2 separate regions of the Homo sapiens genome follow, and region 2 is linked to region 1. The links are chromatin contacts, found by Hi-C or POLR2A ChIA-PET in ENCODE. All regions are on one chromosome and are shown on one strand. Each heading gives the region's core, a stretch centred on a gene start or an enhancer-like site at or near the end of the contact. The rest is flanking DNA. Distances are from core to core; before and after follow the strand shown.

Region 1 (6,189 bases), core at 2,004-4,503:
TATTTGTGTGCATGCTTGTATTGTGTTTGTGTATGTTTGTCTGTGTAGTATGTGTTTGTGTGTGTTTGAGTATATGAGTGTGTTTATGTTTATATGTGTGTTTGAGTGTGTGTGAGATTCTGTGTGTGTGTGTGTGTGTGCTGCAACAGCAGCCGGGGAAAGGGTTAGGATGCATGGAATGGTGAAGGTGCTGGCCAGCCTTCCACTGCACATGCTATTTAATAAGCATATCTGACTCATCCACCACTTGGCTTGTTGGGTGGTAGAGGAGAGTGGAGGTCATTAGGAGAGGAAAGTATATTAGAAATGAGTGTTTTCCTTTCCAATCTAGCCCTATCCTGTTTCTAGATACCTCTAAGTTATTAAAGCAGGTTCCCTTTAGAGATCTGTTTCCTATTCTATAAGTAGAATTTATGTATTTGTTCAACAAGCATTGCCTGAGCACCTTCAGCTGGGACAGACAGCACAAAACTGTTTCATTTTCTCCCAGAAACTCCCTATTGGTTGGCGTCTAGGATCCTGTCTGAGATGTTCATGAACATACATTACCAACTTGGATGCTGGGGAAGAACGGAGTTTGGTCCATGCCCAAGAGCCATGCCAAAGAACCAGAAGCCCTACTCCCAATCTGAACACGCCTGTGCTTTGGGCTCAGATAAACTGACATCGCTCTAACTCCCAATCAAAGCCAGGGTTGGGGCCCCATGGAATAGCAGGGGCGGTGGGTGCAGAGCAGTGGAGCGAGCATCTGATGGGGCAGGGTGCGCACCTCGCCAAAGCTGGGTGTGGCTTTGTCACCCACCATTCTAGGTTAGGCTTGACGTTTCATGGACAATTCACAGCAATGGGGGCTCGCTCTGTAAGATGCAGTGCAGGGTTAAGGGGTGCGGATTGATCCCAAAAGAGAACAGAGCTGGTCTTGATAGAGGTTGGACCGCCTTAGAGCACAGGATGCTGGCACTGAAAAGCAGTGACAGGGCTGGGGTGCAGTTCAGGGCAGCTGGGCCCGGCCAGCAGCAGCTCATGGCTGGCGTCCTCAGCAGCCTCTGATCCCAGTGATGGCGTGACCAGGTCTCCCCTAGGAAATGGGTTCTTTTGAACTTTTCAGAGGTATGAAGGAAAGCCTCCCTTTTTATGAGTTCTGCTGCAGGCAGAGGAAGTGGCTGTGTGCAGAGGAGAGCAATTAGAGGCAAAGGTCGGCAAACTGCTCACCAGGCAGGGCATGCTGCAGCCTGTCGGGGATGGATGGGGTGTGGGCCAAGGCTCTAGTGCCCTCCTGCTGTGGGATCTGGGTGCGGGGAGGAGCTCCTGGACAAAGGCAGGAAGCCACTTCAAGGTATCCCCATTTGGGATGAATCCACTTTGACCCCACTTGCCACAGTACTCTGGAAGACAGTGGCTTGGTCCAGCTCCCCATTCATCCAGTGTTGTTAGGAATGTCTAAGCAGGCCAGGCACGGTGGCTGACGCCTATAATCCCAGCACTTTGGGAGGTCAAGGTGGGCAGATCACCTGAGGTCAGGAGTTCGAGACCAGCCTGACCAACATGGAGAAACCCCAACTCTACTAAAAATACAAAAAATTAGCCAGGCATGGTGGCACATGCCTGTAATCCCAGCTACTCGGGAGGCTGAGGCAGGAGAATTGCTTGAACCCGGGAGGCAGAGGTTGCGGTGAGCTGAGATGACGCCATTGCACTCCAGTCTGGGCAACCAGAGCAAAACTCTGCACCAAAAAAAAAAAAAGAAAAAAGAAAAGAAAAAGAAAAGAAAAGAAAGAAACTTCTAAGTAGCCCATATCTAATCTGGTGGTGGGAGATAGTTAGTTCTTTTTTTCCCCAGCAATTCTGCGTCCCAAAGTGCCCTATCACATCCTAGAGCCACACAGCTCTCCTGCGGGGATCTAGACCAAGATTAACACATGACGTGCTGCATCCCACAAGGTGGACACCCCTTCCAGTGTGCCCAGGATTGAGTGGCTTCCTGGGATGCAGGACTTTCAGGGCTAAAGCCAGAACAAACTGGTCCCCTACCCACATGACCCTTATCCCTCCAGAAAGAGACCCAGGCCTTCAAAGGAAACAAACTAAGCTACCCCTGTGGACAGAAGGCACCTAGACCAGCCCCCCAGTTGGAAGACAGACCCAGCATCATTTGAAGATTAGAGGTGTGGAACCTTCCAGACTAGTCCCCAACCAAACCACTGGTGCCAATCCAGGCCTGAATGGTCCCCTAAGCCAGGCTGAGCCGAGCCTGGGCACTGAGCTGTACCCTCCTCTGAGCCAGCTGAGGTTGTGTCCCCATCCCACCCACCCACCCTCTCTGGGATCCCAGGTCCCTAGAGCAACTCTTGTCACATCTGACCAGGTAGGTGCCTGGGTATGGTGAGGATGCACACCATCCAGGGTGATGCCCACATGGCACTGCCAGTTCTGTGCATCGGGCTATGAAGAACACTCTCGTGGGGTTTATTTTTGCTGACATCTCTTAGCCCTGGTAGGGTGGAGTGGGGTTGGGGATGGGTGCAGTGTGAGCAAATTGTGGCTAATTTTGCTTCTGCTGACCAAGAGACTAGATGAGGTTTATAGAATGCACGTAAAAAGCTGAGGGAAGTGGAATGGGGTTTCCACTGGCCTTCTTTTCACCCTGTGGGTGGCTCAGCCTCCCCTCTGTATATCCCAGCCCTATGCCTACAGAGGCTCCCTTGTACCCACAGGCGTTGGTCTCAGGCCTGGATACAGGGAAATGAAGAGCATGGAGAAAAAGTGAGCAGGAAGGGAGAAGAAAAGGAGGTGGATGGGTAAGGAGAGAAAAGACAGGGCCCCAAACTTGCCTCAGTGCCCTGAGTAAAGATGCTTACCAATTCCTAAATACCGCAGTGGCTAAGAGCTCTACATCTATCAGCCACATGCTGACTCCTCCAACAACTCTAGAAGCCAGGCTGGCTTCTGTCCCATTTTTACATAAAAAGAAACTGCCTCAGAGAAGCTGAGCAATTTACCCACAGTAACACAGCAGTCAGTCTCATCACAGGGAGGCGTGACTGCAAAGCTCTCAGCAGCGATAATATACAGCTTTCTGTCTTTTAAACTTCTATTTGTAGAAGTACACGGTGAATCTCCATGCCAAGGAAGCTTTCTATCATCCTAACTGAAAGACCTACAGGCACCGAACTCATTAACAGAAGTACCTGGGGAGTCAGAACCCCTCGCCTGAGTGCTGGGAACGGCTGATGCGCGCCCCCTGCCGGCTGTTCCGAAAACAATCAAATAACGTGAGGCTGGCAGCCTGGACCGGGATGCTTCACAAAGAAACGAGAAAACGGCAGCCATGCTGAGACTGTTCTGGATTTGGAATATGCAATTCTGGAGACAAGAGAGAAAAGAGAGGAGTAATTCAAAACGGCTAGTTCCCTAGAGGAATGTTTGAGAGAGTGGTTGTAAAATGCAAATGGCCTTTCAGCTTGAAAATTTGCAGTGGCAGGTAGATTCACACAACCTGAATTCAGAATACAAAGAAAAGGCAAGAAATGAGATGTAATCCTTGACTAAAAATAAAAACAATCACAAAAGCCATACATAGATATATAGAAAATGTTGACAAAAACAATATTTGAGTGCTTACTATGAGCCAAGTACCATTCTAAGAGCTTTGCCTTTATTATCTCATCTAAGCTTCATAGCAATTCTATGAAATAATACTGATTTATCAGATGTGGAAAATAGGGCATACAGATGTAAAGCAACTTGTATAAGGCCAAACAGCTAGAAAGTAGCAGTACTTTACAGGGATAGATACAGTAAACAAAAGGCAGGTGGAAGAGGGATTACAGGTTGCTCTTATCCAGAGTGGTTGCAGCCAGGTGCAGTAGCATGTGCCTGTAACCCCAGCTACTTGAGAGGCTGAGACAGGAGGACCTTTTGAGCTCAGGAGTTTGAATCCAGCCTGGGCAATATAGCTAGACGCCCTCCCCCTTCCCACCCCCCCGCCGCCGCCATATCTAAAAAATAAAAAATGTCAGGCGTGGTGGCTCACACCTGTAATCCCTACACTTTGGAAGGCCGAGACTGGAGAATTACTTGAGCCCAAGAATTCAAGACCAGCCTGGGCAACATAGCAAGACCTCTCCCCACCCCTATATGTACAAAAAAATTTTTAAAAATTAGCCAGGCATGGTGGTGCTCCTGTAGCCCCAGCTTCAGGAGACTGAGGGGGGAGAATCACTTGAGACCAGGAGGTTGAGGCTGCAGTGATCACGCCACTGCATTCAGCCTTGGTGACAGAGTGAGACCCTGTCTCAAAAATAAATAAATAAATAAATAAATAAATAAATAAATAAAAATGCTTGAGACCAGAAATGTTTCCAATTCGGGAATTTTTTGGAATATATAAGATATATTCCAAAGTCAACATTTTTAAAAAGATATATAATGAGGTATCTTGAAGATGAACCCCAAATCTTAAGACAAAATTCATTTATGTTTTATATATAAACCCTTATAAACACAGCTTCCAAGTAATTTTATGCAATATTTTTAATAATGTTGTGCATGACAAAGTCTTGAATGTGTTTTGACTGTGATCTGTCACGTGAAGTTAAGTGTGGAATTTTCTACTTGTGGCATCATATTGCTGCTCAAAAAGCTTTGGATTTTAAAGCATTTTTGATTTTGGATTTTCGGATTAGGGATACTCCACCTGCCTAGACTGCGGGAACAAATATGCCGGCTTCCCACGCGTGGGAAGTGATAGTGTTTTCCAGGAGTGATGAGGTATTTGAGCTGCCTGTTGCTCCTTCCTTATTCCCATTCCCCTTGTAACCAAAACAAACAAACAAACCAGCTAGGCATGTGTAAGCCCGAAGGCTAAGGTTGCTCATGTCTGGCCACAGTAAAGAAGAAGCCCAACCAGCTCCCCCTCCCAGAACTGGAATTTCTGTCCCCTGTACCATGAAAACATCTCACCTCCTGAGCTGAGTAGCCACAGAGACAAAGAGGGTAAGGAAGGGAAAGAACCTTAGGCTTGGGGCTGTTTCCTATACCTGTGGTTTTTAAAAGGAATCTGGCATTCCTAGGCAGACAAGAATGCAAACTGGCCAAGGTACAGAGACACCTGAATCCTGTTCCTCAGACCCAGAGAGACGCTGGGAGGTCATATTTCCTGCTTTGTTTTCTGCTGTAAGATTCCGCTGTAACTCCTTGCCTAACAGAAGTGGGTGAGTGAAGGCAGCAACGTTTCCTACAGCGGACCTCCGTGTGACTCCAGCTCCTCCCTAAAACATAAAGCCTGCTAGAGCATGGGGCTGAAGAGAGTGAAGAGAAATCACTGCGTGGCTTTGGGTGTCAGTGGCAGGTGTTCTTACTGTATAGAGGGGAGCTGAAGACTCCCTGGACGCAAGTCTCCACCCCAGTTAGAGGGAGGAGTTGGTAAACTGGGGGAGGCGGCAGAGAAAAAGTTTCAACCTCAACACTGAAAAACAGCCTGGGGATCTTGGCAGGGTTTTAGCCCTCACATCTGCCTTCGAATGAGGGACTTCCAGCTGACCTCTGACAGTGTCCTCCAGTATTATGCAAGGGCAGAGTTAAGCTTTTGGCAGCAGGCAGGAGCACAGAAGTGCCAGGGACATTCTGTTAACAAAGCACAAAGGGTAGAAGGAAGGAACAAGCCATTCTTGTCCACTGTGCAGACTGAGCTCCATTGTGTTGATCCAACATGACAGAATTTGTTTCATTAAAGACTCCCTCCTCACCACCACTGTCAAAGCCAAATCCCTCCAAAAGCCAGAACCCAAGCCCCAATGTGCTGCAAGGATTCTGCAGCTCTGCAGTCAGTGGGTGAAGCCCAAAGCTCCAGCGAAAACCCAACTGCCCAGATCTGCAAGCTGTGGGGAGGGCAGGCCATTTGGCCGTAACCCACCCACTCAAGGGATCGCTCCTTTCCACTTGTCTGGGCAGAGTGGGAAGGAGAGCCTCCAGAAACCGGCGGGGAGGAAGTTTGCTGGGGCTCCACTGTGTCACTGATTTATGGAAGCCTTTCAGGGCCAGAATGACACCATCCGCCTACCTCCTGCTAATTCATATTCTCAGAGCTTTAAATCATGGTGACAGCCCCACCAGGCGCTCTGATCAGTTGAGGGCTTCCAGGGCCCTGCGGGCCAGAGCACCCCACAGCCGCACTGCAGGTTACACCCC
Region 2 (6,189 bases), core at 2,120-4,619, 370 kb before region 1:
TTTTCTATTTTGTTATTTTTCCTTTTCTTCTCTCCATATTTTTTCTTATTCTTTTAAAATTTGTTTCTTTATTTTTTAGTTGTATTTTCTTATCTTTTTCTTTGTTCTTTCTTCCTTTTTCTCATATGATGGCCTTTCCATGGGTGTGTGGAGCCTGAGAGTCATTCTCTACCTGATGACCACTGGTCCCTGCCTTTTGTGGGAGAGGACTTTGAGGAGCCGCAGGATCCTCTCTCCCTTCACTTTACATACAGTATGAAGATCCTGAGCTCCGTAGAGCCCTATGAGATGGTGCAGGAGATGAGCCAGGTGACTCAAGCAGCTGCACATGGGAGCGACGCAACCAGCACAATTTGCTGTGTGTACAGGGCATGCCCTGCTGAGAGGGATTTTGTAGAGAAGGAATACAGGTGTGCAAATTGTTGTGGCAGAGTTGTCTTCATGGGGTCCAATTTATGAGGGTATCTGGCACCTCCATGTCCTTCAAAAATCATGTGTCCAAAGTAAATGCTGAGCTTAAATTCTAAAGGACACCAGAGGCCACCTGGGAGACAGGAAAGGAAGTCCACCTGGTCCTAGCTGCAGGCTGGCCCTCTGCCCCGACCTGGGGAGCTTGAGACTGGACTATTTCTCGAGGCACCTCTCCAACTCATGTTCTTCTCTCTTTTTTCTTCTGTGTTTGTGGGGGAACAGAGATGGTTTTCATAAATTACTTGACTTCATTTCTTCCAAATCTTGTAATGAAATTGATGCTCCAGGAAGACACACCATTATTCTGCTGTTTTGCATCCTTCCTGCCCAGAAATGGGGCTGTGGGTACTCCAGTTTGAAAAGCATGTAGTAGTACAGCACTTGGAGTTAATCAGAAAAAGTAAAGAAAAAAATGACTTAAGAGAATTATCATGATCCCCATCAAAAGCAGCTAATTATTCAAAGTAGCAACTGAAGGATTTTTATAAAGGGATATTAAAAGTGGTTCTGAACAGATACGTCTGTATTTGTCAGGCTTCTCCAGAGAAACAGACCCAGTAGGAGATATGTATATATATGAAAGAACAGATTTACTATGGAAATTGGCTCACACAGTTATAGAGCCTGAGAAGTCCCACGGTATGCAAGCTGGAGAACCAGGAAAGCCAGTAGTGTAATTCAGTCCAAGTTCAAATGCCTAAGAACGAGGGGAGCTGATGGTGTAGCTCTAACTGGAGGCTGAAGGCCTGAGGGGAGTTTGAGGGACAACCAGGGGCTCCAATGTCTGAATACCATAGAAGATGGACATCCCAGCTTCAGAAGAGAAAGAATTCACCCTTCCTCCACCTTCTTGTTCCATATGGACCCTCATTGGATTGGATGATGCCTTCCCACATGGAGAGAGAGAGATCTTCTTTGCTCTGGCTGATTCAAATGCTGTCTCTTCTGGAAACCCTTTACAGACACACCTAGAAATAATGTTTCACCAGCTCTTTGGACATCCCTTATCCCAGTCAAGTTGACACATACAATTAAACATCATAAGCTCTGAGCCTTACTGCAGGGCAGAAATGCAGAAATTGTGTGCATTACCTTTCTACACAAACTTTCTTAATACTTTCAGAAAAACTAAGGAGAACTTTAGGCCCCATTGGCCTGTGTCAATTGTGGCTGAGAAGTCTGCAACAGGATAATGAAGTCTTGCGAACCAGGCTGTGTTGGAGTCAGAGAATTGGTATGGGTGTGGTCACCGAAATCAGCTAAGGAGGCCCCTAATCTGTGCTGTCGGCTCTCCTGACTACCTAAGTGCAGGAGTTGGGTCTGTAAACCACAGTGACTGAGACAGATCTCAATTGATTTCGAGGCTTATTTTGCCAAGGTTGAGGAGGCACCAGAGAAAAAGAAACATAAATCACAGTAGAATCTGTATCCTATGCTTTTTCCAGATAGAGTTTTGGGAACCTCAGTGTTTAAAGGGGAAAGAGCAATCAGGAGGGGAAGAAAAAGGAAAAATAAAAGGAGGGAGGGTAGGCAATGAGACAAGTGGTTACAATTCTTGTGAGGCTCTGTGAATCTACATTTTACACCTGAAAAGAAAGCGGAGGAGTCAATTAAGCATTAGTCTGGCACTCAGCAAATCTACATTTTACATAAGAGAAAGTCAGCCTGCGAAATTACAGCTGTCTTGGAACAAAAGGAAGGGAGTTTTTGCATGACTCAGTTTCCAAGCTTAACTTTTCCCTTTGGCATAGTGAGTTTGGAGTCCCGAGATTTTATTTTCCTTTCACAGGCCTTTCCACTGTGGTGTTTTCTTCTGTTTTTTGTTTGTTTGTTTGTTTGTTTTTTGCTTTTTGGGTTTTTTTGGGGGGTGGGGTGGGGTGTGGGACAGAGTCTCATTATGTCCCCTGGGCTAGAGTGCAATGGTACGATGTCAGCTCACTGCAACCTCTGCCTCCCAGGTTCAAGCGATTCTCCTGCCTCAGCCTCCTGAGTAGCTGAGATTATAGGCACATGCCACTACACCTGGCTGATTTTTGTATTTTTAGTAGAGATGAGGTTTCACCATGTTGGCCAATCTGGTCTTGAACTCCTGACCTCGTGATCCACCCACCTCAGCCTCCCAAAGTGCTGGGATTACAGGTGTGAGCCACCACGCCCGACCTTTTCTTCTGTTTATGCAGTGGCATGGAGCAGTCCCTCTAAGAGGGCTGACCCAGGTATGAGTCATTCAGTCAGCCTGAGGGTCCAAGGGCTGCTCCATGGTGAGGCAGACATCCAGAAGGGTCCAGAGGGAGAATCTATGGCAAGAGACAGCAGTCTAGAGGGATGGAAGTGGTGGCAGAAAAGCTGGCTTTTAAAAGGCAAGTTTTTATTCTAGGCTGACTTTCTCTTATGTAAAATGTAGATTTGCTGAGTGCCAGTGAATTTATAATTTTAGAAACCCATCAGGGAGTTTCTAGATGAGTTTCTAAGAAGTCTAAGAAATGTCCAGGAAGGCCCTTAGCCACCTCGTGGAAATTGGGAGAGAAGAAATGTGTGCAGAGAAAAGAGGGATTTTTGATGCAGAGAAAAAGAACAGGTGTGTCCCGGCTGCTGGCTCTGAGTAACCCGTCTAATCTCACTGTACAGAACGTACCTGCACTTTATACTAACAATGAGTGCCATTCAGCGTGCCATTTATGATGTTCACAGTGGCCTTCCTTGGTGTGGTCCCTGAAGCCCTGCAAAGCAGGGACTGTGCGGTCTGAACCAAACAGGGGCCCCTGGGAATAGGGTAGCGTGTTCTGATACCTGAGCTGGTAGTAGAGTCAGAGCAAGAACAAAAGCCCCAGCGAGCAATCTGGGTTCAACCCCTGTCACCTTAGCTCACGTGCCTGCATTGTGAAGTTCACGGTAATAGCTTGACTGCATTCTCGCCATGGTTCTGGGTCAATAAATCAGTCAGTAAGCACTGGGTGAGTAAGTAGTGCAGAGCAAAGTCTGAGCTTGGTGCCACAAGTGGATAAAAAAGAAATAGATGACTCAACCTCTGCTTATAGGGAGGCTCTGATCTAGCTGAGATAGCACAGAAATATTTGGAGAATGACTCTAGTGCAGAACTGAAGGTGCAGAATGACTCTGAAACGTTGCTGCACAGCAGGGTCCAAGAAAGGAGAGGGCAGTGCCAGCTGGGTATGCCAGGAAGGCTTTTGGGAGAAAAATACTGGCCAGGGTCTGGGAGAATCAGCAAACATGCCTGAGGGTAGAAAACCAGTGTCCCAGGACAGGGACCCTGTGCAGCCCTGGGGTGGGCTGGGTGGGACCGAGCCGGCAGTGCCTGCAGGGATGATGGGCACCAGAGCACAGCTCTCAGCCTATGTGTCCCGGAGCTCTGGGCGCTCCCAGGTGTCCTCACTGCACCGTGGTAGCTCCTGTCTCATGGAGCCACCTGTCCTAGCACAACAGCTCCAATCACTGCTATTAGAACAGATCCAAGGGGCAGGCTGGGAGGGTGTTAGGTTCAAAAAGGAGCACTATGTAGAAGCAAGAAAAGAGATGAAAGTTTTGCTCCTATCTGCATCTGGCCAGAGAGCAGACTTTGATTTGCAACACCGTGTGGTCTCTGCAGGATTACGAAAGGGAAGAGGGGGTGGGCGGAAGGCTCTCCTCCCCAGTGCATCATTTTCAGTTTTGTCTTTTACTTTCAAAGAAAGCTGTCTTTCTGACACTGCATTCTGCCCTTTCTGACCCATGTCCCATATTTAAAGGCTTCACATAGACTATATAATCCAAGTTATCCCTCTGTGGAGAAAGTGGCTATGAGAATTAGAGAGACAAAGGGTGTGCTTGTGGGAATGGGATGTAACGTCAGAGCAGGTTCAACCTTACAGCTGTGCAGTCCAGTTAGTCAAATATTAATGAGTCAATTTAATTAAAGATTAGGTCCTCTGTTGCACTAGCCATCCTGCAAAGTCACATGTGGCGAGTGTTTTCATACTGGATAGCACCACAGAAAGTTCTGTTGGGCATCATTGCCACTTGGACCAAGGGATCAACTGCTTTCTGGGTGGGAGAACTGAGGCACAGGGAACCACGGCTTGGACTCCAAACTTAGTGCTCTGATCAGTGTGTTGTCCAAAGCTTCCAGCAGACAAGGATTCAGACCACACAATTCAGGAGCAATAAGATGGCTGGAGTGAACAACAAGTTTCCCTTGACTTTAGAAGAAAAAGATCTCTAAATCCTGGAGATGATTACATGCTTTTCCTGAGGGCTGAGGAAAGAGGAGAAGCAGTTGGTTTGTTTTCAATTAGCCACCCTCCTCCTTTTTCTAAGAAGAGGAAAGTCACTGCCAGGTCACAGGGCTCGGAGCCAGGGTCAGCAGAGGGGCTGGTCGGAGCACCTGAGCCAAGTGGGCTGAGACTCTGATCCTCGTGAGTGTCACCTGCCACCAAATGCTCTCTCCTGGGCTCTGCCATTTGGTTTTTTATGTCTGCACTGTGCTGACCCTTCCATCTCCCAAGCACCCAATGTTCACCGCCCCTCCTTGGCATGTGTGCCCCCTCCACCCAACACACGCCCTCTAGCGCAGGGCGGGATGGGGGCCGCCTGCAGCTGGGCCCTGAACTTCAAAGTTGGGAGAACCTGAGTCACTCATCCCAGCAAGGTGGGCTTCCAAGAAACCCCACTCCCACACTACCCCTGTCTTCCCATAGGTTGTCCCTGGGTCCTGTTAGAATCTCAGAGAGACATGGGACTACGAGTTATCCAAATTCAGGAATAGTCAGAACAAGTGAGTGAAACACACCTTTGCCTGCCTGTGAAGGGCCAGCTTCTGCACGGGCACCAGAGACACAAAGATAAATGCTCCCAATGACCTGATTTACTAAGGAAGGAGAGAGACAGGAACTCACTGCTTAAGGGCTACGTTTATTCATTCCTCTATCCAGCAAATTCTTCAGGACTCCAGCTGTGTGCCCAGCATTATGCAAGAGCTGGGACTTTAATTTTCAGTAAGACCTGCTTTTTCCTTTAAGGAGTTTGAATCTAAGAAGGAAGCAGGCAGCACTGGAGCAATTACCCCACAGTGCCACGATCCTTGTGAGCATAGGAGCTACAGGAAACTCGAGGAGAGCATCCAACCCAGTTTGGGAAGTTCAGGTGTGCAGGAGACACAATGGAGGCTCGAAGGGGGTCGACTCTGCCTGGGGAGGGTGCAAGGAAAGCTTCTGAGAAAGGCAGTGTGGGGGCAGCTGGAGCTGAATCTTGGAGTATGAAGAGGGGACTGCACACCTAAGGCAAGGAACACAACCTTCAGGAACGGAGTTTGGGTGGATGCCGAGGTAGAGGGTTGGGCTTGGAGGGATGGGAAGGTGTAATTGTGATAGGCCTGGTGTGCTTTGCTGAGGATTTTAATTTGATTTGGGAGACACTGAGAGGTGGAAAGCATGAGAGTAACTCAATCAGATCATTCTGATTCTTCCATGTGGAAGGCAGCCCTGTAAGGCAGGGGAGGGTCTGGCTGAGAGAGACAGGCAGGAAATTGTGGCAGGAACCCAGGTGAGAGGGGCTGTGCGGGGATTTGAGGAGGCATGGACAGAGCGTTCTCCAGGAGCCTGCTCCCTGCGCTGAGCGACTGACTGTATCCGGTGTGTGTGTGTTGGGGGTGGGGTGTGTCTAAGGTGATGCTGGGATTCTTACACTGCAGCTGTTGTATCACCAGCAGCAAGGATGATGGCG

The links. A loop is a pair of places that touch in the nucleus more often than their neighbours do. ChIA-PET counts read pairs that join two places held with the same protein, here RNA polymerase II (POLR2A). Pooled maps may share reads with other maps.
Region 2: a loop to region 1 is called in a map of HepG2, with 4 times the contacts of the local background. The contact joins two enhancer-like sites. A Hi-C loop is called at or near these places in 3 of 168 maps with a recorded cell type or tissue (Caco-2, HepG2 and naive thymus-derived CD4-positive, alpha-beta T cell), 11 of 37 single-sample maps with no recorded cell type and 7 of 50 pooled maps. POLR2A ChIA-PET finds 5 or more read pairs at or near these places in 1 of 52 experiments (MCF 10A).

What each region holds. Positions count from the first base shown.
Region 1 is chr1:229,224,403-229,230,591 of GRCh38, forward strand. No RefSeq gene overlaps it. Among named protein-coding and RNA genes, the nearest start is that of TMEM78, 22 kb to the right of the region's middle. RefSeq lists enhancers at 488-1,061, 3,652-4,377. Within about 2 kb of position 3,254, at least 3 of the 41 ENCODE cell types and tissues checked have a DNase peak (open chromatin) inside an H3K27ac peak, as active enhancers do.
Region 2 is chr1:228,857,887-228,864,075 of GRCh38, forward strand. No RefSeq gene overlaps it. Among named protein-coding and RNA genes, the nearest start is that of RHOU, 130 kb to the left of the region's middle. Within about 2 kb of position 3,370, at least 9 of the 41 ENCODE cell types and tissues checked have a DNase peak (open chromatin) inside an H3K27ac peak, as active enhancers do.